Linked DNA regions of Homo sapiens: region 1 is linked to region 2. Evidence: chromatin loops called from intact Hi-C (ENCODE). Cell type or tissue: PC-9. All regions are shown on one strand. Links, peaks and the distances in the headings refer to the core of each region. The heading gives the core; the rest is flanking DNA. Region 1 has its middle 150 kb from the start of PTPRM. Region 2 overlaps PTPRM (protein tyrosine phosphatase receptor type M).

Region 1 (2,912 bases), core at 218-2,717, 210 kb before region 2:
CAATAGGGTCACCTTCAGTGAGAGGGTATGCAGGCTACCATTAATTCAACATTTGAAGATATCGACCTATCAGCACACCTAGATCCAAGCTAATGATGAGGGAAGAATGTTCACTGAAAATCCCATCTGTCTGAAAATAGAGACTTGAGACCTCATCAGTTGCTTTAAGGGAAAAAGTATCTGTGGGCAGGAACCTCAAGTAAGTCACTAGGAGCATGCTTGTATGCATTGTTAAGACACACTGCTATCGAATTGGTTCATAGCCACCTTGATCATTTTGGTTAAGAACACTAACCACCGGCCAGAATCTCTTCTATGCCTGCACCTTTGATAAGTGTTTTCTTGGTTTACAGCCACTGCTGAACTTACTCTGCTACAGTTCTCAACAAGACCCTTGGACTTGGGGGCTCCTATTAAAGAGACTTTGTTAAGAAAAAAACAACGGGAGGCTAAAGCGGGCAGATCATGAGGTCAAGAGATTGAGACCATCCTGGCCAACGTGGTGAAACCGTGTCTCTACTAAAAATACAAAACTTAGCTGGGCGTGGTGGCTCATGCTTGTAGTCCCAGCTACTCAGGAGGCTGAGGCAGGAGAATCGCTTAAACCTGGGAGGCAGAGGTTGCAGTGAGCTGAGATCGTTCCACTGCACTCCAGCCTGGCGACAGAGTGAGACTCCATCTTAAAAATAAAAAAAAAAAAGCATCTTATACAAAAAAATCTGTAGTTGTATCTCCCCAGATTTTAATCATTAATTTATTTTTTATTTATTTTTGTCAAAAGGTAGTCGCAATATAGACCATATCTGTTAGTAAATTACCTGAAGACTCTCTGTCTCTGCTCTGGACTTTTTTTTGTCAGTGGTCCATCTTTTTGATATACATCTTTGTGAGGTGACATTTACAAAGCTTGCCAAGGTCCCCAGTGACCTCCACACTAATAAATCCAGGGATGTTTAGAGTCCTCAGTTCACTTGGCCTGTCACCTGCATTTTCCAATCTGGACCATTCCATCTCCCCTTTGGCCCTCATGATACCACACTTTTTTCTGGGTCTCCTTGCACGCTTGCCTTCCTCCACCCAACTGTTCATGCAGGAGTTTCTCGGGCTAAGCTCCTCCTCGTGTCACTTTATCTCCTGAACAATCTCTCCCATACTTTGGGCTCCAGTCTAGGGCAAGAGGACTGGTCTGGCCTGGGGATACACGACTGTGACTCACTTCAGCAACTATGCACCAGTGACTCACAATTGTGTATCCCCAGGCCAGACCACTCCTCTTGCCCTAGACATAGGTATCTCATCTTCTAGTCTGTGTCTCTTTTTGGAGGCCTCAAAAGCATCTGAAATTCAATGTGTCCAAAACTGCTATCCCCAAGTTTATCTTCTTGCAATTGCCTCTGCCAGTAAATAACATGACCCCCCCATCCACTTATGAGGAGACCAGAAACTTAGGAGTCATCTTTGACATCTCCTTTTCTCCTGTTTCCCCATAGCTAGTCTAATGTGGACTAATACTAACTTTGCATTTGAAATATCACTCAAACCCTTCATCTCCTCTCCATTTCCACTATGATCAACCCAGACCAAACCATCGGGACCCTTACCACGGACCTCAGACTGGCCTCTCACCCCCACACTTGCTCTTCCCTAATTCCTTCCCCTATGCAGCAGTAAGAGTGATCTTTAAAAATACAAACCTGATCCAATCAACCCCCCGTCCCCAAATAAAACCCTTTGGTACTTTCTTGTCACTCTTAGCATTGCACCAAAATCCTTAATGTGGCCTCAGAATCCTGCATGACTTGCCTGCTGCCTACCTTCCCAGGTTCTTTTCAGCAGCCATGGCCCTCACCTCCTCTCACCTCCTCTTGCCTGAGTCCTTCTCACTTGCTGGGGTCTCGGCCTACGGGGCTCTTCCCCACTGCTTTTTTTTGTTTTTTCTTTTTCTTTTTGTTTTTGTTTTTGAGACGGAGACTTGCTCTGTTGCCCAGGCTAGAGTGCAGTGGTACAATCTCAGCTCACTGCAGCCTCCGCCTCCTGGGTTCAAGCAGTTCTCCTGCCTCAGCCTCCCGAGTAGCTGGGATTACAGGCACCCACCACCATGCCCAGCTAATTTTTGTATTTTTAGTAAAGAAGGGATTTCACCATCTTGACCAGGGTGGTCTTGAACTTCTGACCTCGTGATCCACCTGCCTCGGCCTCCCAAAGTGCTGGGATTACAGGCGTGAGCCACTGCACCCAGCCCCCTACTGCTTTCTTTACCTACATGATTCCTCCCCACTCTTTTTTTTTTTTTTGAGATGGAGTCTCACTCTGTTGCCCAGGCTGGAGTGCAGTGACGTGATCTCAGCTCACTGCAAGCTCCGCCTCCTGGGTTCACGCCATTCTCCTGCCTCAGCCTCCCGAGTAGCTGGGACTACAGGCGCCTGCCACCATGCCCAGCTAATTTCTTTTGGTATTTTTAGTAGAGACGGGGTTTCACCACGTTAGCCAGGATTGTCTCGATCTCCTGACCTCGTGATCTGCCCGCCTCGGCCTCCCAAAGTGCTGGGATTACAGGCGTGCACCACCACACCCAGCCGATTCCTCCCCATTTTTATGGTCTTACTTCAAACAGCAGCATCGCAGGAAAACCTCCGCAGATTCCCCAGTTTGGGCCTTGTACAGCTCTCTGTATCTCTTCCTTCAGCAGTTGTCATGTTTGTGGTTACATTTTAATTTGTGTGATCATTTGGTTAATTTATGTTCCTTTGTTAGACTGGAAGCTCCATTACACCCTAGCACAGGGCAGGGCCAGCAGGAGGCACTTGGTAAATACCTGATGAAGAGAAGGAGGGACAAAAGGAGAAAGGGAGAGTGGTGGCAGGGCATAGGTGGGGGCAAAGGAACTGAGGGAAAAAAGGAGAAAAAGATAG
Region 2 (2,912 bases), core at 276-2,775:
CTCCTGAGTAGCTGGGATTACAGGCACCTGCCATGATGCCCGGTTAATTTTTGTATTTTTAATAAAGACTGGGTTTTGCCATGTTGGCCAGGCTGGTCTTGAACTCCTGATGTCAGGTGATCCGCCCGCCTCGGCCTCCCACAGTGCTGGGATTACAGGCGTGAGCAACAGCGCCTGGCCAAGGGGGTTTGTTCATCAAGATAGACTTCCTCTGTCTCTATCAATAACTGGCAAAGTTGCAGTGAGACCAGTTACTAGTGGTCAGTGTGTGACATTGGGGCCCATGAGCCTGGGTTTGAAACCCAGGTCCTCGGCATCCAGCTGAAACAGCCGTTTCAGCCTCTCAGCTTCATTTTCCTGTAATATAGAGAAAATACTTCCTACTGTGAGGCTAAAATGCCTTAACATTCATAAAAGCATCTAATGCTAGGCTCTTGTAATTTTAGCACCTTTTCCTCTGATGACATTCACTGGGAAAAGGAAAGGCTCTGTAGCCCCGTCTTCAGAACTAAATTCTCCAAAGCAGGACTTCATTCTAGGCTTGCTTTTAAACAAGATTATTTCCATATACCATCCAATCAGGTAATATGACATAGGAAATGCCCTTCCCTCTGTGAGACATGCACTCGCGTTTGGCAAAGACTGTGGTCACCACCTTCATTTAAAAGGGTTTAATGATCTTTGGACTTTAGCAGACTCCATAGAGTACAGCCCTGATGGACAGAGTTTAGGCAGAGAGAATATTTTCCATTTCATAATCTCATACACAGGGACCTAAATTCCACTATCAGGGACTTCTTTAATGACTCCAACTGTCAGCCTGGACATGAGTGACCTGAAGAACCTGTATGGAGAGTGGAAGGGGCATACAGATGACTTCTGCTGGTATGACCCTCTCCCCTCTCCCAGCCACACAGCTGGTGGCTTCACAAAGAGCTAGGTTAGCAGTGAGGTTGTCCTGTGTACAATTTCAGTGCCCCTTGCTCAGGGTCTAAGCCTGACCCATGTTGCTGCAGATTGTACACTGGGGTTATCTGGGTTATTTATTTATTTTTAGAGACAGGATCTCACTCTGTCATCCAGGCTGGAGTGCAGTGGTGCAATAGCTCACTGTAACCTTGAACTCCAGGGCTCAAGTAATCCCCCCAATTTGGCCTCCTGACTAGCTGGGACTGCTCCTGAGTATCTGGAACTCCTGTGTAAACATTTTAAAAATTTAAAATTTTTGTAGACACAAGGTCTCGCTCTGTTGCTGGGGCTGGAGTCGGGAGATTTTTGACACAATTCCGTGGTTTATCCAATCCATGCCTGCACCTGGGAGTGCATCACACTCAGCTCACTCTCCCCTCGGCACTATCCCCCTCTGCAGGTGGCTTAGTGTCCTTCCTCCAAGCAGAGGGACTTCCCTGGTCTCCTTCCTCTTCTCGAGGTTCTGGGATGACTCACACTGAAATATTGGTGGAATGAGAATCCCCTGTGGAAGTTGTTGTTTCCATCCCTGCCATTTCTACTCACCTCCTGACCTCACTGACTTGCACAACCAGCCACCCTGTCATTACTCTGGGTGGGACAATTTCCCTTTTCAATTTTTGGTTATCAGATGTTACCATCCTTTTGGGCCTCCGGATATGGGCCTTTTCCTTTGCAGGGTTATAGCTGTCTCCCTCAAAGGCTTGGTTTAGTCCAGCAGCCAGGCGGGGAAGCATTTTATTCCTCTCTGTCCTGAGGCATATGTCCTGAAACCATTCTGTTCTTGGCCTCCTCAGCCCTTGTATGAGATCCTGTCTTCCCAGAGAACTGGCCCTTCCCAGTGACCACCCATCTTTGGGGTAAAGGTCTTTATCCTCATGTTTCAGGACCTGACTCTGGGCCTTAGGGTACATGGAAGGAGGGAGATTTGGGGACACAGAATGCCCAGTAACCTGCGGTGAGGCTCGGTTCATTCTAGGAAGTATTTAGGAAGTATTTTGCAGGCCTTGTGCTAAGGGAATGTGAAGATGAGAAAATTCGGCGGGCACCAGAGGCATGGGAGTTGAGTACTTGGCTTTGCCAATGTTAAATGCCTCCTTCAACATTTCAGACAGGGAATTTTTGTAGTGGAGAGTAGAGCTGAACTTTAACTCGGTGATTTTTCCTGACAGAAGGTCCTCTCTAAGGACAGCAAGGAAATCAACAGTAGCAGTTAGTTAGGAAATGGGGTGTTGTGCGGTGCTACAGTGACTAGAGTCAGAAGGAGTTCCATTGATTCCAAATAAGAGGCCCTGCACAAATGGAGATTCTGATGTATGCAGCTCTCTACCTGTGTCTATTTGAAAACAAAAAGCCACCTTATTTTGTCTAAAATAATTTGAAGAATTTTTAGATGGCCACATGACAAAGATACCATTTCAATAAGTAATATAAAAAATATGTGGTGTGAACCTGGGAGGCGGAGCTTGCAGTGAGCCGAGATTGCACCACTGAACTCCAACCTGGGTGACAAGAGTGAGACTCCATCACACACACACACAAACACACATGCACGCACACACACACAGGATATGTATTCTGTGAACCACTATTCATTTCTGTATACCAGACTGAATTTTTAAAAGCATTTGAAGCATTCACTATTTTTCACATTAATATCAAAGCAGTAAAATAATCCAGAAACAAAAAAAGATAAGTAGCTTAATGATTCTACTTAAAATTAATGCAACTAATGTATTTCTGTTATTCCCTAGTGTATTGTTGTTGCAAAGTAGTTACTGTCTTTCAAATGAAAGTTTAAAACGATAACTTTCTGAAAATTGCAGCTATCATACAAAAACGTGATTGTAAATCGTTTGTCTTTTGCCATTTTTCTTAAAAGAATTAGATATTTAAAAGATCATATAATCTGTTAAAACCATTAGTTGGCATTTTAAGAGTCA

The links. A loop is a pair of places that touch in the nucleus more often than their neighbours do. Peaks named below come from ENCODE experiments on the same cell type or tissue, not always from the same donor. Only the 100,000 strongest peaks of a DNase experiment are listed, where the experiment ranks them.
Region 1: a loop joins it to region 2, with 5 times the contacts of the local background. A loop is called at or near these places in 1 of 110 quality-filtered maps.

What each region holds. Positions count from the first base shown.
Region 1 is chr18:7,416,750-7,419,661 of GRCh38, forward strand. No RefSeq gene overlaps it. Among named protein-coding and RNA genes, the nearest start is that of PTPRM, 150 kb to the right of the region's middle. In PC-9, for the core only: no CTCF peak of the experiment used is centred there; a DNase peak (open chromatin) is centred at 1,202.
Region 2 is chr18:7,625,655-7,628,566 of GRCh38, forward strand. All of the region lies in intron 1 of PTPRM (protein tyrosine phosphatase receptor type M), which reads left to right. Among named protein-coding and RNA genes, the nearest start is that of PTPRM, 60 kb to the left of the region's middle. In PC-9, for the core only: a CTCF peak has its summit at 1,317; a DNase peak (open chromatin) is centred at 1,427; H3K4me3 peaks cover 665 bases; H3K27ac peaks cover 1,929 bases.